3 separate regions of the Mus musculus genome follow, and all the other regions are linked to region 1. A link is a loop called in an ENCODE intact Hi-C map of the cell type or tissue named here. Cell type or tissue: heart. All regions are shown on one strand. Each heading gives the region's core, and the rest is flanking DNA. Links, peaks and the distances in the headings are about the cores only.

Region 1 (7,491 bases), core at 1,321-6,320:
CTGGACATGGAATGTGTAAGAGTCACCCAGGTGGTACTGGTTTTAAAGGCATGAAGGGGTCATGAAGAGCACTGAGAGAGGCCATGGAAGGCCATTGGTGAAGGTGCAGCCTCAGTTGCAATTGATGTCCCAGGACTGAAGGGGTCATGCAAAGGAGTTGAGGCTTAGCACCATGAGGAGAGCCTGTAAGAGGCTATTGGTGAAGCCTAGTCACAGCGGAAGACAGCAGTGTTTGGAGATGCCAGTCCCATGAGATGACCACCAAGAGCAGCAGCAGCAGTGCAGCACAGGCAGCTGGAGCCTAGAGGACAAGCTGTGTGCTACAAAGGGCAGGGCTGGAGAAGTGACCCAAGCCCCTGGAGGAGCCCAGAAGATTGTGAGTTGGATCCCAGATATTGGGCAGTTAGAGTTTAATTTTCCCTTTTGATTGTGACTGTGCCCTGATATTTCCCCCTCTTGAAGGAAGTTTTTTAGTGAAGCCCACAGTTAAGAGACTTTGAATTTTAAAGTACTTTGGATTTTAAAAGATACTGGATATTTTGAAAGGATTGAACTTTTAATATGTAAAGACTGGGACTTTTAAAGTTGTTTAGATCTTGGGGATGAATAAAAACTAAGGGTTGAGGCTTAATACTGATGTGTTTGTGTGTCAAGTTGACAAGGGGTCAACTGTACTGGCTAGTTTTGTGTCAATTTGACACAGGCTGGAGTTATCACAGAGAAAGGAGCTTCAGTTGGGGAAATGCCTCCATGAGATCCAACTGTAAGGCATTTTCTCAATTAGTGATCAAGAAGGGAGGTTCCCTTGTGGGTGGTGCCATTCCTGGACAGGTAGTCTTGGTTATAAGAGCAGGCTGAGCAAGCCAGGGGAAGGAAGCCAGTAAGTAACATCCCTCCATGGCCTCTGCATCAGCTCCTGCTTCCTGACCTGCTTGAGTTCCAGTCCTGACTTCCCTGGTGATAAACAGCAGTATGGAAGTGTAGATGAATAAACCCTTTCCTCCCCAACTTGCTTCTTGGTCATGATGTTTGTGCAGGAACAGAAACCCTGACTAAGACACCCACCCTTGCTTTTCAAGACAGGAATTCTGTGTGGCCCTGGCTGTCCTCAAACTAGCCCACCTCTACCTGGGCCTCTGGAATGCTGGGATTAAAGGTTTGCACCACCACTGTCCAGCTAGGATAGTCTTTATAAATTGATTTGGGAAGCATTCCATTTATGCCTTATAGGCAAGCAAGCTACACAATTTTTTTAAAAAAAAGACAATTCTTTAAAAATATGTCAATATTGAGCAAAGTCCAATGTAAAGGAAGTAACTAAATGACTTTTCTCTTCCAAACTGAAATGCTTTTACAACAGAATTGATGGAGCCAGGAGTTAGAATGGATCCCAAAGACCAACTGGTCTTAAACCTAGTTTCTGCTTTTCCTTTTCCAAATCATGTTTCAGGAATTAAATTTTAATGTATTATAAACACCACATCAAAAACACATCTTTGGCTGGGCATGGTAGGGATGCTTGTAAATGCAACCTTTGGGAGGCCAGCCTGAAAAGACACAGCCAGCTCAGGGGAGTAAGGTACATCTCCACGGTAGGACTTAGGCTAGTGCATGTTAGGCTCTGGGTTTACTCCTAGTGTCAGCCCTGCTCAATGATCTCAGGCTGACAATGTGGCTCAGGGGTAAAGTACTTGCTTATTAACATGTGCAAAAGGGTTCTTAGTTTGATCCTTAATTCCCCCTCACTCCCTACAACCATCTTTCTGGGACACTAGCAAAAAACATTATTTTAAATCTTAGAGGCAAGTGAAGAAGCCACAGTACAGCAGTCGGGAGCTGGCCTTTAGAGCCACATTTACAAAGTTAAATGTGGCTATCACAGTGCGACCTTGAGCAAACTACTTCATGTCTCTGTGTTAGTTTCATCACCCACAAAATACCAGCAACAACAGGACCCAGCGCCACAGGATTGTTACAAGAATTAATGAGCTACTATTTGAATGATTTGAATAGTACCTGGTCCCTGGTGACTTCGAATACATTTATTTTTTTTTTAAAGCTGAAGTAAAGAGGCTGACAAATGTACAGGCCAGTAAAACAAAAGCCATTTGAGCCTTTAAGGAAAATGTAAACTATGTAATATGTGTGCCCTTAATTTTTCTATTTTGAATAGCTTCCTGTAACTACAAGCTATTCAGAGTAACTTGAAGCCATTTAGGTCAGCAACACACATAGTGCCTGCTTTCATATCAAACTGTTATTTACTCCATTAATTATTTTCAAATTAGCAAAAATAGGACACATTGAGAAGAATTCCATTTACACAATTTCTATGGGGGAAGGGAGGATAAATTAAAAACTACCATCAGTGTTATGTAGTTGCCAGAGCCTAAACAAACCCACGCTTATAAAGATAGGATTAAATACGCAAATAATAGGGCTGACTCTGACTCAAAATAAATGTGAATGGATCCTCCCCTCAAATTAAGTGAATGGACATAATACCAAGAACTTTTCAGATTGCCAGAACTACTTAGCTGAACAGCCGAAGACACCCATCAAGCTAAACTAACATCCTGTAACTGCCACACCATGAACTTGGACAATAAGCTATCTTAAAATCCTATCTGTTCTCTGCTAAGCCCAATTGTCACAACCACAATGCAACTTTCAAGCATACTTAATAAAAACAAATTCTCTGTCAAGCTGAGTAAAGTAAATGACAGGGGAACCCCAAACTAGATTCTCAGCAAAGAAACCAAGCTATCTGTCACAAGTTGCTGGAAACGGTATCAAACACTTTCCTAAACAGGCTGAAAACATAGATAATGCAGATGTAACTGGGGGGTGGGGGGTGGGGGGGGTTGCTGTTGCCACCCAGTCTTCAGTGGTATTCTCTTTAAAGTTAAGCTTTCCTCGCATAAACGTGGGAAACAAAACACTGCTCTTCTTTAAGCAACAGCTAGTCCTTTTGCTTATTCAAGGATGTGTTCTCTTGGCTTCAAATACTTCTATAGTCGCTTAATTAAAAACACAGATTAGAATGATTTAGAAGTAGCAACGATTCCTAATACTTCTCCCATGTCCCTTCCTAAAGGCAAAAACAAACTAGGGCAAAAAACTGCCAGGCCTCAAAACCCAGGTAGTCTACCTTACTTTGCCTCAAGTTTGAAAGTTAGAAATAAGCTACCAATGGACAGAGAAATACCGGGTTGTGGTTGGAAGGAAGAGTAAAGGGCAAAGGACTTCGCTAGCACAATTTCCGGGACAGTCAAAAGTGTGACCCTAGCACCCCCGTCTCTGCTTTTACCATCAGCAGGATCGCAAGGATAGCATATGCGTTAGGAAAGCGGGGCTTAGCCTGCCGGCCGCCACTATTCCTCGGGTCTCTTTAGGGAAGGAGATCACCGAGGGTTGAGATCGGAGAGCTCCACGGTCCCCCAGGGAGGTGCAGGAAGGCGCGACCTCAGGGCAGCAGCAGCCACCACGCTAACTGGACCTGTAGAGGCCGCTCGTGCCGCCGCCTCCCGGGGCAACGACGGACAGCAGGCCGCGCTGCCGGCACCTCAACAGCCGCGGCCCCACCGGCAGCAAAGCCCAGGCCGCTCCCACGCCTCCCGCCGCACCACCCACGGCGCGCGGCAAGGCAAAGTTTGGCTGTCGCCGTTAGGCCTGAACTTTCCCGCCCGTCGCGCAGGTCGCCGCCGCCGCCGTCCCCCGCATTGCCGGCCTGGAGGCCCAGCTCCGACACACCCGCGCGGTGCACTTACTCAGCTTGCTCCCGCAGGGACGGGGGCTCCGTGGCGGCCATCTTGAACTTCCCGACTCCTCCGCGATGCTGGCGGCGGCTCGGCGAACCGTGGACGCCAGTGGAAGCGGAGGAAGAAGGGACAGGCAGCCGCGCATGTGCGGAGCACGTAGAGAAAAGCGGCACTCGGGAGTCCGCGCTAAGAATCCGGATAGAAAAACTCGGCGTCCGGGGGCGGGGCGCGGAACGTAACTTCCGGGGCTAGGGGGCGGGCCGTGGGGAGAAGAAGGCCTGATTCACTTAGAGCGCTGGTTATGTGTGTAAGTGTGAGTGTGTAAGTGTGTAAGTGTAGGGACCTGCTGGAGACAGCAGCAAAGAAAGGGGTCGGGTGCATTGCTGAGAGCTGATTCTCCATGTGATCCAGTAGTGGGTGAAACCTGCTGTGTCTCTCCTTGTTGCTGATTGGCTAGCGGAGAGCTCGTAGACCTGGCCTAATTTAAACAGCCAGAATATCTGCCAGGTCCCCTTTTGACCTTCTGTTCTTTATGGTATGCTTTATATGGGAATTAAGTTTTCTGTTTCTGGGAGGAATACGTTGGAGATAATGGTGATACTGAAATAAGACCGATTTCCGATTTACAGACACCATTCTTCACAGAGTAAAATAAAGCACTTCTAAGCCCGGACACACAAAATAAATGTAATAAAAATGCTCTTGTCGGGCAGTGGTGGCGCACGCCTTTAATCCCAGCACTCGGGAGGTAGAGGCAGGCGGATCTGAGTTCGAGGCCAGCCTGGTCTACAGAGTGAGTTCCAGGACAGCCAGGGCTACACAGAGAAACCCTGTCTCGAAAAACCAAAAAATAAATAAATAAAAAATAAAATAAATAAAGCACTTCTAAAGGAGCTGGTGCTGGAAAACTTTTCCATGGAAGATTTTCTTTTTCACCCAAGTTCATTTCCACGCTATTACGAATTGGAGAGCGAAATCGATGCCTAAAGGCATCCCAAGCTGTTACTGTTAGCAGATATTGAAACATTAGCTTACTCGTGCAGGAAACGTTTACAAAGTGACAGACCAGACAATTACAATTCCTTGGGTTTTTTTTTTTTTTTTTTTTTTTTTCCTCTTCGGGGCCCTGGTAAAGGAACCGCCCGACCCATAGCCGCAGTTTCCGCGGATCAGGACGGAAGTGAGCTCTGCACAGCGGAACCAGCTTCCCGGAAGTCTTTTGGCCAGCCGGAGAGACGCATGCGTGCTGGTGGCCAGAAGAAAGCGTGGGCGTGTTCAAAGCTGCGGGCGGTGGTTGTGGCGTTAGAACTGCGGCGGGCAGCTATGGGGAGGCCCTCCCAGTTCCCTGCTCCAGCTCAGCTGGTCTCCGCCTCCCGATCTCAGCCCCGACCTCTCCTCTGCGGCAACGTCAGCACAGCGGCTTGCCAAGATTGCGTCTGAGCGTACCCCAAGATCCCTCAAGTAGAGGTCCGCCTTGTTCGGTGACACCGTGGAGACCACGGCGCCGGCAGACAATGCAAAAAGTTGAGGCTTTGGAGGCAAGCGTGTCTTTGTGAACGTTTCATCTTTTCCTACCATCTGTGGTTGCTTCAAGTATTATTCCAAACGAGCTGGGCATTCTTTAAATAATTGAAAAATATATTTGAAATATGTGTATTTCTGTGGAGAGCTACTAATCTCGTACACGGTTGCCATGGAACCCAGTGAGCTCTCAATAGGCTAATTGTAACAGACTACAAACAAATTACGAGCATCGTAAAACCCGTTGACTCTTGGAGTTTCCAGGTGTCTTTGAAGAGTGTAGAAGCCATTTGAGCAGCACTTAGGTTTAAAATTGGGATTTGGACCTTTAATGGGAAGACGCCAAACTGGTGTTAACACGCTTGAGGCATCATGCCTGTCTTAGTGTAATTTTTTTGTTGTTTTAAAATACTTCTGTGCATTTGTGAATTTGGACAAACTCAAAGTAAAGGAAAATCATCCCCCAAGTGGATAATTCCACGTTGAACCAGCCCGAACATGTTGGCTTATTTTTAGCCCTTTCCTATGTGAAATATTAAATTTCACACTTGTGTACACAGTGTCATCGCTTGCTCTTTTTCACATAGCAGTTTTTGCTTCATTCTGGTTTGCCAAGCATCTTCTAACTAGATTGTTGTCCTTGTTACTAGGTATCTAGATTGTATCAGCTTTGCAGCAGTATTAACTATAAAGAGAAACACCTAGAACAATGTTCTAAAAGTAAGGGCTGGCTGGTGAGGTGGCTCAAGTGGGAAAAGATGCCTGTCAAGAGACCTGAGGGCCCAGCAGTGGTGTGGCACACACCTTTAATCCCAGCGCTTGGGAGGCAGAGGCAGGCGGATTTCTGAGTTCGAGGCCAGCCTGGTCTACAGAGTGAGTTCCAGGACAGCCAGGGCTACGCAGAAAAACCCTGTCTCAAAAAACAAACAACAATAAAAAAAAGAGACCCGAGGAGCTAGGTTCAATACCCAGACCCCCTCATCGATTGTCTTCTGACCTCTGTTCATGAACACACAAAATAGATGTAATAAAAATGCACTTACATGAACATAGGATTTATGTCAGCAAGGGGTTTCACTGTTTGCTGTGCAACCAAGAACAATTAAAATTTTTTCCTAGTTTTACCACCCAATAAATTGGGGATAATAGTTCTCATTGTATAAACACAATAAATTAAGCAATGAGCAAAATGGCCTATATGAGTAAATGGTAGTTTTTGTGATGGTTTGTATATGCTCTGCCCAGGGAGTGGAACAATTAGAAGGTGTGGCCTTGTTGGAGTAGGTATGTCATTGTGGGTGTGGGCTATAAGACTCTCATCCTAGCTACCTGAAAGCCAGTATTCTGATAGCAGCTTTCAGATGAAGATGTAGAACTCTCAGCTGCCCCTGCACCAAGCCTGCCTGGATGCTGCCATGTTCCCACCTTGATAATGGACTGAACCTGTAAGCCAGCCCCAGTTAAATGTTGTCTTTATGAGAAGAGTTCTTGGTCATGGTGTCTGTGCACAGCACACCCTAACTACGGCTGGGCGGTGGTGTGGCACACACCTTTAATCCCAGCACTTGGGAAGCAGAGGCAGGTGGATTTCTGAGTTCAAGGCCAGCCTGGTCTACAAAGTGAGTTCCAGGACAGCCAGGGCTATATAGAGAAACTCTGTCTCGAAAAACCAAAATAATAATAATAATATAAAAAAATAAAAATGCTTTGCAGTCTCTGAGAGAGGTATATAAGTTGCCGTGTTGTGTGCAATATGAAATTGATGCTGAAATCACTACCCAGAGATAACTTGAATGGTTAAGGGATGATCACAAAAGGGAAGGGAAATGCACCTACCCTAATGTGCTCTTGGTTTTCCTCTGACCTGGGTCTCAATAACTCTTCCTCTTAAGTATACCCCACTTAACTCACAAGTTTCTCATTCTGCACATTAAAAAAAAAAAGACAGTTTCACCCCTCCCCATGATTTTGTCTTGATATACTTATTGACTACCTTATCGAGATCCTGTACTGAAACTTGGCATGGTGGTGCATAACACCATTCCCAGCACTTGGTAGAAGGAAGCAGGGAAATCAGAAGTTCAAGATAAACCCCTGGTTACAAAGTAAATTAGGGGCCAAGCTGGGCTACATGTAACCACATCTCAAAAACCAAATAGATTGTTATAGTGTCAAAAACCAGGCGCTAAGACCAAAGTGTTACAAGGTA
Region 2 (7,491 bases), core at 917-5,916, 130 kb after region 1:
TTCTTACAGCTATTGTTTGATACTGAATCCTAACACCTTGCAAAGAGATTGAACGTGCTTTATTAGATCACTGTAACACAGCACTTGCCCTAAATATTTTATCTGGGGAAGAGGTTTCTAACCTCGAGGTCACTGTGGGAAACAGGTATCTTAGGCTAGGAAGCCTTTAATCTGCTTTTTACCGGGAAGCAAGGTCAAGGGTCACATGTATGAAGGGCAGAGGGAGACAAAGCTCCTTCCTGCCTCTAAGGCATCTTTGCCTTCAGGAGCACTGTATACATCACCGACACAGCTTGTAAGTTCCACTAAACACCGCACCAAGACAGGACAGAAAACAAGGGAAGAGGTTGGGCACCTATTTGCATCTGGCTATGTGAAGTAGAGACCAGACCACTGGAAATTTATAATCCCCTTGAGGCCTGCACCTGCTGACCTCCGCCTGCTCCCTTGAGCACCCCTAAGCCCCCCAGACCCCCACCCTGCCTCCGTCTCCCAACCCTAGCCCCAAGGTCTAAGTCACAGGCTGAATCTCAAGGCCCCTTTTTGGGGTTGTCCCACATCCACTTCATAGGATTTTCTAGAAAAGTAAATGTTTAAAACATGTCAGGAATGGCCTTAACCGTTCAGTTGAAGCAAAGAATGGCAGTGTTATTTTTTTTTATGAGGAAACAGGTAGACCCTGACCATCATTCAGTATCTCCTTTCCATCCTGCACTCTCTTTCCAGTTTCCCATGGCATTTGAAACTGCTCCAAGTCAGAGGAGGGAGGAACTCACTCTCTGCCCCTGCTAAAACATGCCTGTGAAGCAACTGGCCCTTTGCCAGTCCCCTCTTCATTTTCCATGTTATCACTGGTGAGGATTATTGGTGACCTAATACCACTGTGGTCTTGCTTTGCCAAACGGAAAACAGATAGTTTCTGTTCTGGGCAAAGAACACCATAAGAATGAATGATCGCCTACAAACTTTTATCTTCTGCCATCTTGGAGCAGTGGTGGCTGCTTTCCTGCCCTGGACCCAGGGAACACCACACTCCACATAGCCAATGCTAAGGCCCAGTAGAGCATTCTGAGTGTTAGAGGCATTGATGCACCTAGGAACGGCAGAGTTGGAGGCAGGAAATCCTGTTCCCGGGGCTACTCTCACCAGGTGACAGCTGTGGAGTTCACAATGAGATACCAGAGTCTACTCTGAAATACCAGAGTATTGAAGTGGATAGAGAATGATAGCCCAATCCACTCAGGAAGTTAAATTCCAAGATATTAAAATGCTTTAGAAACCATCTGAATCTCACTTTGACCTGGTGAGCAAGAAGGCCAACACTGCAGGGGGAACCATGGCTATAAAGAAAAGCAGGATTTACATTGCTCATGTGTTCAGTGTTACTATGGTGTCCTTGTTTATATCAGTGGGGACAGAAGTGCTAACTGACCCCATGTGAATTTGTTCCTCATACTTGCATTCATGTGACAGAAAATCCCCTCAACCATCCTGAGCATTCTCAACTCGCACCTCTGATTGCCTGCCCTGGAGCATCCTAGAGGTTTGGCAACTCATACTCTTAGCCCACGCTTCTTGGAAAATGAGATTGGTGAATAATTTTCCCAGCTATCATGACCCTCTAGGGATCTGCCAGCCCCAACAGAGTTTTGATATCATCTGTGGTTACCACTTGGTTCATCACTGTGAAGTTTTATTGTCTAAACAGGCTATGAACGTGGAAGACATTACCCCAGAGACAGGATCGTTTTACAATATGTACATAGAACAAGAAATCCAGAAACTTCTAATTCCTAGGACAGATTTCTTAGCTCCACCATTCTGACCACTTTGATCTTTCTTCAGACTTGCATTTTCCACCAGAAACTCCACTATTTTGCCATAGTAAACTAAAAGCTGTAAGGAACAGCCAACTTGCTGCCCTTCATTCTTGCTGCTTGTCACTTTGATTCGGGACTACGTAAATGAAAAGACTAGTTGGAGATGTGCTATTATTTAAGGCTTTTTCCCCATTCATTTTTACACATGTATACAGCACAAGCTACTTTTTTTTTTTTTTTGGCGTTTAGTTATGGAAGTTCTCACAATGCTCACGTGCCTGGAATTTTTGGCAAATTGTGGTCATCTTCATTTCAGAAACAACCTGTCCTGACACACCTTCAGTCAACTGATGGGTCCTGGGAGCTGCTTTCCTGATTATCACTTGCAAAGTGCTGCCTGAGGGCGGGGAGCTTGGACCAGCCTTGGAGGTGGCAGCACAGAGTTCCAGCTCTGTGCTGAAGTCCAAGCAGGCACACACAGCTGAAACTGATGAAATCAATTCTCCATTCCACACCCTGGCTGCAGTACCACATTCTGCAAAGTTATCAGTTATTCAAGTGAAACTCTCAGCTCCAGACTTCCTGTCTTCCTGTCTCAGTGTTGTGACTTGAAGTTCAGTGTTCAAGGGAAAAGAGGAAGGGAGAGATGGAGGGAGGGAGGGAGGGAGGAATAAAGTGAGGGAGTTTTGTTGATTGTTGATCTCCTAGGTGAGATCTTGCTGAAGCTCTGTTGTAAACAGAGAAAGAGATTGTCAACACAGATGTTGACAACATCTTTTGTGAAAGTTAAATATAGTGAAGGCAGGGGAGATTGCTCAGCAGGTGAAAGTCTGATGACCACAAGTTTGTATTCTTATGTAAAAAAAGCCAGGTGGAATGGTCTCTAATCCAGCAGCCCTGCAGTGAGAAGGGAAGCAGAGACAGCCCTGTTCCCTACTGATGAAGGTCAGAGGCCCCGCTCACCTGAAGTTTGCAGCCAACACAGCTGCAGAAACAAGAAGAGTCTGACTCAAGATAGAACACGAAGCCTAAACCATAAGATTGTCTTCAGACCTCCATGAGTGTTGTTGCAAGCACATGGGATCCCCCACCCACCCAAACACACACACATAAACACAAAAGAGCAGTTTTTAAAATTTTACTATAGCAAGATGACCTCTTTCTGGTGTGCAGTGCTATGGATTTGCCATGAGCACAATCAGGCACAGCCACTCTCTACTATTTTGGGTTTTGCCTTTCAGTTTCAATTAAATGCACCCAGGAGCTGAACAGATAGCTCAGCGGTTAAGAGCACTTAATGCTGGTTCCATTCTCAGCACCCACAAAGCAGCGCATACCATCTCTAACTCCAGTTCCAGAGGAGCCGGCGCCCTCTTCTGGACTCTTCAGGCAATTGCATGTATGTGGTGCACAGATGAACACAGGCAAAGCCCTCGTCTGCATAAAATTTATTTAATTAAAAAAGAAAAATTAGGCCGGGATGTGGTGACACACGCCTTTAATCCCAGCACTTGGGAGGCAGAGGCAGGTGGATTTCTGAGTTCGAGGCCAGCCTAGTCTGCACGAGTGAGTTCCAGGACAGCCAGGGCTACACAGAGAAACCCTGTCTGGGGGTGGGGGTGGGGGGGGGGAGTTAGATGGCCCCAACAACAGCCTAGAAAATATGAAATGGAAATTTCTAGAAATTGACAATTCATAATTTTTAACTGCATGGTGTTTTATCATTCTATTTGATAGTTTCAAGAGTTCCTATTGTAGTCTGAGAATAATTCCTTCATGTGACATGTGACCTACAAGGATTTCTAACTTTTCTTTCAGGCTTGTAGGTGTCCTTTATAGAGAAAAAAGCTTTAATCTTAATGAAGTCTAATTTATCAATTGTCTATTTATGGATCATGTTTTGGTATTTAAACCAAGGTCATATAATTGGTTTCTTATGGTTTCATCTGAAAGTTTTATAGTTCTCCATTTATATTTATGGTTTGCTTCAAGTTATTTTAGAGTTGCTTTGAAATACCCATCTAAATGCTGAACTTCCTTTAACATTGGCAATTTAAAAAAAAGATTTATTTATTTTTTAATATATGAGTGCTTTATCTGCATGTACAGCTGAACACCAGAAGAGGGCATCAGAACTCATTATAGATAGTTATGAGCCACCAGGTGGGTACTGGGAATTGAACTCAGGACCTCTGGAAGGAGCAGCTGGTGCTCTTAACCACTGAGCCATCTCTCCAGGCCCAAACTGGCAATTTCAAATAACCAGTTTGCCACCACAATCAGTGTTTCATCCCTTCCTCCCTCTCTCCCTTCCTTTCTTCTTTCCCCATTTTTTCTTTCTCCCTCTTGCTCTCCTCTCCCTTTCACGAAATATCTCTTTCTTTAGGTGCTAGGCATCAAACCTAGGCCATTACCCAAGGAAGGCAACCTCTATACTTCTAATCTATGACTCCAGTTCTGTTGCTAAAATTTTCTAAAAACAGATAGTACCTTCTCAGTGTGCTGCGAATTTATAGTGTCAACAGTAGAAAATTTACCCAGTAGAATATTGATGGTGATCTCAGAGACTATGGGAAGACAAATGGGCAGTATCAGCCAGGATGCTTGCCCCCGTCCATGGTACATGCTCAGACACACAGCACTGATGTTAATGGGATTGACACCAATCTCCCCAAATGCTTCCCTAAGACAAGCAGAGGTGTTCATCCTGACACAGGAAGTCCATTCTTCAACACACTACTCATAAGATGTAGGAGCTTCAGAGTTTATTGAAATAGAGCTGTGCTTTATTGCACAGGATTGTAACAAGAATTAACTAGAATTTCTACCAAACCAAAGGATTATCTATAATCACCCATGGGTTAGATAGGACTGGACCTTTTTGCCTTAAATGATCACACACCTTGTCCTCCCTGGCAGAACTGTGATGCTAAGGATCCTGAAATTCTAAACAGGTGACATGCAGAAATGCTCCCACAGACCTGTATATTGAAAGTTTGGATTCCAGATAGTGATAGAAACATTAGTAGATACGGCCTACCTGGAGGAAGTTGGGTAACTGGGCTTGGTTCCTTAGTGGGTATGTTGTATCCACCCCCTCCTGTGTTGCTCTGCTTCCTGACTGACCATGAAGGGAATAGCTTTCTTCTGCCTCATGCTCCCATTGCCCTCATGTCCTTTCCAAGCAGGTGGGACCAAGTGACCATGGACTGAACTGGAAACTGTGAACTGAAAGCAATTCTTTCACCCTTCTGTTGCCATTGTTGGGTCACAGTGATGAGAAGCTAAGGAACAGAGGATGTTTCCTACATTTTGTAATCCTGAAATTATCCCTATGACCACCAACCACAGCCCCCGTGTTCCCAGGGTCTGCCTCCACGAGTTGACTGCATTTTTGAATGTTGCCAGAGGGCCTTTGGCAAAGTGCACTTTTTTAGGGGGGGAGGGGCAGGATTCAGTAATTTCTCTGTACAATAGTTTCCCAAACCAAGGATCTATTTGGCAGGACCACAGGGTGACTTGATAAGGACAGCAAGTTAATTTTTCATCCCAGAATGACTGGCATAATTACTTCAAAGGAAGAAAGATTTATTGAGCCCACAGGTTCAGAGGTCTGTCCATTAAGACAGGGAGGTTAAGGTGAGGCTGAACAGCTCCCGTTACGGTGGTGAAGGAGCACAGGAAAGGCCTGCACTGTGATCAGTCTCTTTGCTTTACTCTTTTTAATTCCCTCTAGGTTCTCCAGCCTGAGGGCCAGGGCAGTTTCCCTCCCCCCCCCCACTCCCCCGCCCCCCATAAATTAATCCTCTCTGGGAAATGTCCTCATAGACACACCCCGAGGTATGCTTTGTAATCTCCCAGGTGCTTCTCAGTTCAATCATTTATTCACTACAGATCAATGGGGATTATTCATCACAAACAGAGGGTTTTTTGCCAGGTCACCCAGCCCATTGCTACCGCAGCCCTTCTGTTTTTCCTGCTCAAGGTCCTGAATGTTTTAGAGCATGCACAATAAACATTGTACCATTTGATTGCATGATTCTGAGATACTGTTGATATCAGCAACTCTAGGTGGCATGGGAAAGATATTCCCTGACACATTTTCATTTTCAGTTCCCCATTTAGAACCAAAAGCATCAAAGTCCTCTCTTCACAAATCACCAAAGCCCTGAACTTTGGCACCTGGCAAGTAGAGTTAAGGGTGACAGAGTGGAAGTCCCGTTGCCTGAGGTCTGAGGTCCCTGGTGTCCACGCTGGGTTCTCATACTGACAGTAAAGCACACTTACTGGTTAAGGAAGTCACATGACTATTTTAAACCCCAGGGCTGTTTTGTTTGTTTTCCATCTGAACACTTGCAAGCTGAGATTTTCCAGCCCCTTTGATTTGGACAGGGTTAGGATCCAGCCAAGAGTATGTTTTCACAAATGAAATTTTAAGCTTACCACAAGACATGAATAGATAACCCACGGCCTTTTTGTGTTACACTGCCACCCTGGGGAGGGAGCTTATTATCAAACTTGGGAAAGCGATGAATTAGCTAATAAGATCAATCCCAATTAGACTTTATCCACTCACAAGGTTGCTGGCATGTTATCAGCTCAGTCCAAAGGCAAATCCACAGAACTCAGAGGGCAGGAACAGACATGAAATTCCTGGGTTAGCAATGGAGGAGGAGGAAGAGGTCACTGGACCTCACCGATAGAGCCCGCTAAGGCACTAGGGACCGCTGTTCAGACCTTCCAAGGAGCCAGCTCTGAACAACTTTGGCAGGGACTTGTGTATGTAGACTGGGCCAAGAAACCATATGTCTATGTGTCAGGAAGTCCCTGTGCAGCTTCTCCATGCCTGGTGATAGACACTTTCTTGAGCTTTCCAGGAAAGTGGGAATTTTTCCTTTCCCACCTCTATACGTCTATACTTCTCTCTCTTCCACTTCCGAATTTGATAATTCCCAGTACAGATTCCCTAGCCTGGATTTCTCCCTGACGCATATTCATTTAATTCTCTATAACAAAATAAAACTATTTTGGTAGCTTTGTACAATGATCTCTGAGCGATCTTCCTCCATGTTAGCATGCATTTTAATGCAAATGGGATTATTCTATACATTGCTGGGATAACCTCCCAGATACCGGGTTTCATCAAGGGTCTACCTGAAATTTGAAAATGGCCTCAACATACATACTCAACAAGTTGACTTTTAAAACTCTATACTAATCATTATTATACATCTCTGAGATGATCTTTGGGTTTCTGGTGCTTAATACACACCAGTCATGATTATAGGCAACCATTTTTAATGTTATGGCTGTGACTTTAATCTTAAATCTAGCGTCTTGTCATATGTTACTTAAATTCTGTCGTCACACAGGTTACCCACTACCACCCACCAATTTCTTTTTTGATGCTGGGAATGGAACCCTGGCTTCATACATGCTAGGTAAGCATTCTACCACTGAGTGACAGCACAGAACCTTACCTATAATAAACAAATCTCAATGATGTAGCAGCTTTGTTCTTTTCTTTTTGACCTACAGGAACTCTGTACTTACAGAGTACTCGCCTCAACTCTGTTGTATAAGCTTCAGCTGTTTTAGTTTGTTATGTATGTCTTTACTTATATTGGGAATTTTTACAATATAACAAGTTTATGTTATTATATTTATGTAT
Region 3 (7,491 bases), core at 917-5,916, 870 kb before region 1:
TGAGACAGGGTTTTTCTGTGTAGCCCTGGCTGTCCTGGAACTCACTCTGTAGACCAGGCTGGCCTCGAACTCAGAAATCCACCTACCTCTGCCTCCCAAGTGCTGGGATTAAAGGTAAGCGCCACCACCACCCAGCTGATTACCTCTTAGAGTGTTTTAAGTATTTCTTCATATAAAGCTCACAGCTCTCTAAGTGAAGCATTGATCCCACCTCCACAGACGAGGAAATAGCTTTCAAGGTTAATTTACTCAACATGACAACTGGACTTCAGTAACAAGCTATTTGACTAGATTCAGACTCTTGGCCACTATGCAAAACTTCCAAATATCACTTTTCCTTCCCCCCTTTTTTGTAAGTGTACTCATTTTACATGTTGAGTTTTGGTGTGGGGGCTCCAAGTGACATCTGTAGAAGTCAACTCTCTCCCTTCACCATGTAACACAACACTGACCAAACTCTGGTACTTAGGTTTGGTGGGAGAAGCCTTCCTTCACCTGCTAACCCCTCTCACTGGCCCGTTTGTTTGTTTGTTTGTTTGTTTGTTTGTTTGAGACAGGCTCACTATGTCCTGAAATTCCTGATCCTGTCTCAGCCTCCTGAGTCCGAGATTACAAGTGTGTAACTTCAACATCAGCTTTTCTGTTGTCTTTTTTACTTTTTCCAGAGAGGGGTTTTGTTGTTTTGTTTGTTTGTTTGTTTGTTTGTTTTGCAGTCTTGGCTATCCTAGAACAGGCTCTGTAGACCAGGTTGACCCCAAACTCACAACACTGCTTCCCAAGTGCTGTGCCACCACCCCTTAAACATCAACTTTTAGTTGTAATACAGTCCCGATGTTTCCATCAAGTAAAGAAGTTAGAAGGAAGCTTAAAAGATACCAACCAGAACACACCTACAATGGCTTTCATCACTTTAGTCGTATCTTCATGTTATCTTTTCCCTCAAAACAAACTAAGGAAAGACCCAGACTGGAAACTGCCATGGCCCAGGTACACCACTTACTTGCACTGTAGCTATCTGTTCCCCAAGAGCTGCTTCTTGAGAGCACTGCCCATGACATGCCTCTACCTCTAAGCCTCCATACCACAGACATTCAAAATCACCCTGAATGAACACAAACTTGGTATAAGATGTTATTTATCTCTAAGTGACCTCTGTCAGAAAAAATGGTGAGTAGAAAACAGGAAGCTATAGAATAAACAGAAAGTAACTTTACTAATTCCTAACACAATCAGTGTGTGTCATCTTTACCCACGGAGGATACAACTTATGTATAATGTGCACCTCTCCCCCAGATACCAAATGGGAACCATATTTAGAATCCCCCAAGAAGCTCAACAGTGAACACACAAGAGTCAGCCACCAAAGAATGATCTAATGTGACAAGTAAATCCCCACCTTGATCACACTCAGTACTTTCTGTACTTTCCACGACTTGGTGAGTAAGACATCTTTTCTACATCCTAGCCTCTACTGTGCTGGCACCCATCAAGACACTTCCATTCCTGGAAGCCAAGCTTCTCGGGAGAGTGGAGTTTTCTCTTCATATCCCCCAGTGACCTAAGAGAGCATCTTGAATACAGTAGGGCACTGCTAATGTGTAAAATGGTTGAAAGGGGGAGACAATTTTCAATGATAGGTACAGTAGACTGAAGCTCAAATAAAGGGCAAGCAACAGCCTTCCCCTTGGTCTATAGAAGGTAGCCTCCTTCGAAGGACTTTTGTAAACCTTTGGTTTTTTTTCAAAGCAACCAAAACTCATCAAAAAGTTGCTACAAGCCTCATTGTTGTCAGCAAAGCTTCAGTCTATGCCGAAAGCAGCTATACACACTGAAGGCGGTACCCCCTTGGAAGGATCACACAAGGCTGCAGTTACAGATGCCCATTTCAATCCCTAAACAGCCAAGTTCCTAAAGGCATCCTAAAGGTGAGTCTGGATAGAATCTGGAGAGTTTTAAGCCTCTTAAAAAGATGAATGTACAAATATGTGAAACCAACAACGTATTCCAAAGGCACAGCTTTTACCCTTCTGTACTCCCAGGAAGTCTACTTTGAAATACGTCAAGGAGTTATGTGGAGACATTCAGAATACGTGAAAGATCCAGACCGATAACTCTCAAACTTGAAGTTAAAGCTGGCAGACCCATCACCCATAACTCATCGCCTCGACTCTTAGAACCCTTTCCTACTCGCAAGGCTGCGACGACAGCGCATCAGCGTTTAAGTTCAATTTCCTGGCTCCGGCCACAATGCTAACCTAATTAAAGCATGTGGTCAACGCTCAGCATTTTCGGTGCGAAATTTTGCATCTCTCTGGCTAGTACCCGAGTGGAGACAGCCGCACGGGCCCCCCGTGAGGCGACACCCTGTCCACCCGGCTCGACCAAACGGGCAGGAAAAGCACCCCCGCGCCGCCCACGGACCCTGCCGCGCTCAGGCACGGGCTCCCCTCGCCAGCAGCACTTTGGGCTGAGTCTGAGCAAGTCGCTCGTGTCAGCGCCACTTCCCCCCGCCCGGCCCGGCAACTCCGGCGCCCCCGCCCGTCGGCCCCTCCGGCCGCCGCTCGCTCCGGGGGCTGGCGCACGCTTCCCGTCCAGCAAACCGGGCACGGAGGCCCGCGGGCCGGGGGCGCCGCCGGGGGGAGGGGAGTACCTCGTACAGCTCCTCGGAGGCCATGGTGGGCGGCGCAGGGGCGCGGCGGGGTCGGGGCGCGGCACCCGGCGGCAGACACTTTGTTCCAGTTGGGTCCCTGCGTGGCCTGCGCTTCCTGCTCCGCGGCCGGCGCCGGGCGCAGTGCACGGACCAGCCTCTCGCTCCGGGCGGCCGGTGCGGGCCGGCGGCAGCGGGGTTGTGCGCAGGAGCAGCTGCGCAACGCGCCCTGGGCGCCCGCGCTCAGTGCCCGGCGGGCCGGCTGAGGCTCAGGCGCGGGTTCATCGCGCCCGCCAGGGGCCGGACGGGCTGGGGCGGGCGCGGCGGCGGTGCGGGCGCTGCGGGCTGTGCGGCGGGATCCGTGGCTCCCGGTCTCCGGTGTAGTGCAAAAAGCTTCCTACTTGCGACCGAAAAACCTGCCCCGGCTACTGAGCATGCCCAGTGCTGCCGCCCGGCCCGGCGGAGCAACGCTCCCGCGCTCCGGGTTTTCGGGCCGCCCTCGCGGGAGGGGTGGGAGGCGGCGGGGCGGGGCGGCCAAGGGGAGTACGGACTCCGTTCCGGGCCTGGGCGCCAGCGGCGGGCTGCAGGGAGCAAGCCGGCAGGAAGGGGAGGAGTCGGGTGGGGTGGGCGGGGCCGCACATTGTGGTGGGCGGGGCCAGTTGGGGTGGGCGGGGCTCCGAGTTGCCCAAGTCCCGCTCCCCGGGGTCTGTGTGGCCACGGCACCGCCCACCGGCCCTGCCTGGACGTGGGCGCTAGTTGCCCAGCAGAGGGCGGGACCGGGCGGTGCTTGAGGGTCGCGGAGAACGGTGACTGTGCCCGCTGGGGCAGGTAAACCGATCCGAAGTTGAGTAAGGGACCTGGCGGGACGGTGGGCACGCGTCTGAAGTCGCGACCCGACGGCAGCAGCGGTTCTGTTAGCGCCTGTGACCGGGATAGCGCAGCAGATGCCTCCGTGCTCCCGCAGCGGCCGCCGGCCGGGGACAGCGCCAGCCATCTAGGGGCCAGCGGCGTGGCCAGGTGGAGTCTCCCGCCCTGCCACGTGCCCGCCGCCCCGGCGGCCGCAGCCAAGACCCGGAGCCGGGACCGCGCGCCCCGCCGCGTGTCGCCAGCTGGGCCTCCTACCGGGGTGGGATCTGGGCACCGGGGAGGGCGGCGCGAGGGCGCGGCCGTCTCACTCTGCCCGCAGCTTCCCTCCGCCAGGCCTCGGGTTCCTCCTAAGTGTCCACCTCCTCTTAAGGGGAGCGGAGAGGAGTGTACCGAATGTGGACTCCGGGAGGTCTACTTTCTAAAGAAACGAAGCTGTCAATGGTGACGCTCCATGTGGGGACCGGGTAGACAACACTCCCTCTCAGTCAGCTGCAACGGGCTGGCCTTTCCTTATGTTATAGGTGGGATGGGTAGAGCGGGTCCTATCAGAACAACTCATCTGCCAGGAAACTGGACGATAGGGAAAGAGGCTATGGACCTAGCTTCCTCCAAACAGCAAGCAACACAATGAATGGGACGTCCCCTCGGGGCACTACCAATACTTTCTCCCCTTAAGTCGTACTGGAAGTCCGCATCACTTCCCATTGCCTCCAAAGCTTCCTCTCCGACACCCAGTCCCAGTCCTCAGAACTCTATCCTAACCGACCTCCCAGACATCGGGCTCCTCATAACAGTTTTCTTCTTTAAACCCAACTAGTTTATGTAGAACAGCATTCTAAAAGCCACTGACGTCCAGTTCCCTGCCTTTTCCCATACCCAGGTGTCTGACAGTACAAATGCCAAGTCTTCGGGTAGGTGCTGGTGGTTGTGACTCCTATGCCTGCAAAGCCCTCTTGAACCTTAAAACTACTACCACCAACACCTCGAAAGCCTGGTCTTCCATACGTCTCTCCGGGGACTCCCCCAAAGCACTCGATGCGTGAGTGCTCCATTGCAGCGCTATCTCAGTATATTTTAGTGTTTATCCGTTCTTCATCTTCACATTTGAATTTCCTATCCCAAACACCACCCTCTGCATATGACATAAGTTGATATTTAATGAGCTGGAATTTCAGTGGCCAAAGAAAGCATAATCAGATTCCTAAACAAGAACCACAAGTTAAGGAGGCCTACTCATCAACAACTTAAGGTACCTCAAGCTCCGCCTTTCACAGGTGGCTCAGCCAATGCCGTGCCACCTCCAACAGGCCTCCTTCCCACTTAAGCGTTTCTTTGTTTGCTACACTGGAGGATCGCCTCATGTCCTATTATACTAATTCATCTACATAATCGTTAAACTCCTCGAAGCTAAGAATTAGGACTTTATACAAAGGAATCTCAAAGTCGTTTGTGTGTCAAGTGCTCAAGCGATGAGCAAACATACCAGGAAATTGAAGAAAAAACAGGGATCCTCAAAAGACAATGCGCATATAACGTCTCACATTCAAACTCAGGTCCAAGAGTGGACACCAAAATAAGTAAAAACATCTCTACTCTTCACACTAATCTCTAAAGAGCCTTCAATCCTATCCTACCTCCAAAAGAGGATGGAGAGACACAGCAACCATTTTCAGTCGACGAGCTAGTATACAAAGTAAAGTAGTTCATCGCCGTGGTGGAAAAAAACCAGACTGGGGGGTGGGGAGGATAAAAACCTGAGAAGAGTAACCCAGAAAAGTTCAATTTGACAACATCGAAGATCTAAATTATGACTACCCACATTTGGAGGTGTAACTCCCGGTAGACTCCACCAAAGCAGGAGCAAGCCAGTCTCATAAACTCAGAACCAACTGCCTCTCCTCCAATGAATTAGGTGGCTTCCACTAGAGATGGAAAATCTGACCACATTTTCAGCTATTCATTTAACCCCTTCTTCCCTGGCTTCCTCGTTTCCCTCCATTTACAACAACCACTGGATTATTAAATGCTACTCTGCAAATTGAGGATAAGTTGAACTTATCTTACTTTCAAATGCCGCCTTCCTCCTTCACTTTTTAATATAAACGTTTTATCAGTGCTTATAACAAAAGTAAATATGCCTAAGATCGCTTTGTGTCTTTGAATTTATACCACCGTTATGAAATAGTGCAGTTTTTAACCAGTTACCAAGACCAAGTGCGTGGGTGTGGAAGTACTCCCAAACTCTTCAGGAAGACTGTCCAAAATTTATACCACACAGTACTAAGTGCAGGGCGCACAGTACATATTTTAAAAGGTATGGAAGTGGTCAACATGAGACAATGGACACACACAATTACAACGCACATCAATAAGCTTCAACCCTTACCTGACTTGAACCAGTGGAGGAGATTCAAACAGTCCATTTTACTCTTTCTCCAGAACCACACAAGCCAATACCACCGAGTACAACTCTTCAGATCAGGTACCACAGCCATTTCCCATCTCTAGAGAACAATGGCTGAAAACTTAAAATTGGAGGTCTCCTCTTCCCTCCCTTCTTTCTCTCTCAATAGCCAAGTCAGCCTCGGTTGGTCCTATTCTCCCAATAATCTGCATGCCATCTACATTTGAATCCCAAGGCATGCTGGAGGAGATGGGGGGGTGGGGGATGGGACTTTAAGACAAAAGAAGCCAAAATCAAGCACCAAAGCCTCTGGGATACAGGCATTTTCAGGATGGGTGGTTGTGAAAGGCTGCAGATCAAGATTGCCTACAGCAATCTGGTACCCCCAAAGCACACTCCATCTTGGCTACTACCTCTAAAGCTCAGAATTTAATTATGGATTTTATGAAGAAGGGACCTAGAGTTGGTTTGTTTAAACATAATGAAGCTAAAAAGAAATTAAATACCACTCCTGTTATAGGTTAAACATTTCACGAAACTAAGTGAAATTCCCATCTCCATTACCTGTAGGGAGAGAAAGGAGCAGGGCAAAACTAGGAAGAAAGTGAGAGCAAGAGAAACAGGAAGTCAGGTAATGTGTTCTCTGCACTTGGAGACAACCATTCTTGCTTTCCTGAAAGCTTAAATTGTATATACTAGTGCACCTTTCCAGCCAACTATTATTTTCCGATTTCTAGTCCCACCCCCCCCCCGCCCCCATTTCCTTTCCTGGATGAGTCCATCTTCCATTTCCACAGCAGCCTCTTCTTCCCTTTCTAAGCAGAACCTAGCTGGCATCTCTCAAGCCACCATACTACTGCTTCCTGTCCAAGCACCTAATTGATTTTTTTTTTGTGGTTTTTTGTTTTTTTTTTTTTTTTTTCTTCTAGAGAGGTCAGCTTTGAGAATTCTTTACATTTGATTTCACCAATTTTCTCTTAAATTGAGGAACCACCACAGCTAAACTGGGCAATTTGCAATTAAGGGTCCTTTCCTTTCCTTTCCTTTCCTTTCCTTTTTCCTTTCCTTTCCCTTTCCCTTTCCCTTTCCCTTTCCCTTTCCCTTTCCCTTTCCCTTTCCCTTTCCCTTTCCCTTCCCCTTTCCCTTCCCCTTTCTTTCTTTTCTTTCTTTCTTTCTTTCTCTCTTTCTCTCTTTCTCTCTTTCTTTTCCCTTGAAGTCTATTGGGGATTGAGACGTGCTAGGTAAGTATTAGACAAGTAAGCCCATCCCCAGCAAGGGTTATTTTCTTTCCCAACTAATACAGTGGTTTTGACTGCTTTCCCCTTTTTATTTAGCTCATGGTGATTCACCAAAATAACCATTATATTTTGCTAAATTATTTCTATCAAATGGGAGCAAGGAAGCTTTTTTTTTCTTCAATTAATAACTCTGTACACTATCTCACCATCTGAAAAGAGGAAAGACAAATAGCCACAGGATAGCTCCATTGCTTTTTGGTTGATTTAGGCAGAGCTAACTCATTTTTGATCCTTGAAAAAGCAGCAAGTAACTTTCCCTTGAATTATTGTGATAA

What was found. A loop is a pair of places that touch in the nucleus more often than their neighbours do. Peaks named below come from ENCODE experiments on the same cell type or tissue, not always from the same donor. Only the 100,000 strongest peaks of a DNase experiment are listed, where the experiment ranks them.
Region 2: a loop joins it to region 1, with 2.6 times the contacts of the local background. A loop is called at or near these places in 6 of 42 quality-filtered maps.
Region 3: it touches region 1 in a loop (2.8-fold over the local background); 2 of 42 quality-filtered maps call a loop at or near these places.

The regions. Positions count from the first base shown.
Region 1 is chr13:34,871,974-34,879,464 of GRCm38, reverse strand. Prpf4b (pre-mRNA processing factor 4B) reads right to left here and starts at 3,936. Exons shown (of 15, transcript NM_013830.3): 1 at 3,771-3,936. The coding sequence starts at 3,811. It overlaps Gm36839 (a long non-coding RNA gene), which reads left to right and starts at 4,225. Exons shown (of 2, transcript XR_382181.1): 1 at 4,225-4,296; 2 at 4,897-5,837. In heart, for the core only: a CTCF peak has its summit at 3,510; DNase peaks (open chromatin) are centred at 3,434, 3,984 and 5,064; H3K4me3 peaks cover 3,781 bases; H3K27ac peaks cover 3,609 bases.
Region 2 is chr13:34,737,157-34,744,647 of GRCm38, reverse strand. All of the region lies in intron 1 of Fam50b (family with sequence similarity 50, member B), which reads right to left. Among named protein-coding and RNA genes, the nearest start is that of Fam50b, 6.1 kb to the right of the region's middle. In heart, for the core only: CTCF peaks have their summits at 3,172 (motif pointing left) and 3,942 (motif pointing right); no DNase peak of the experiment used is centred there.
Region 3 is chr13:35,737,048-35,744,538 of GRCm38, reverse strand. The region is part of intron 3 of Cdyl (chromodomain protein, Y chromosome-like); the gene reads right to left. Among named protein-coding and RNA genes, the nearest start is that of Cdyl, 81 kb to the right of the region's middle. In heart, for the core only: a CTCF peak has its summit at 3,419 (motif pointing right); DNase peaks (open chromatin) are centred at 2,388, 3,158 and 3,708; H3K4me3 peaks cover 3,521 bases; H3K27ac peaks cover 3,057 bases; H3K27me3 peaks cover 765 bases.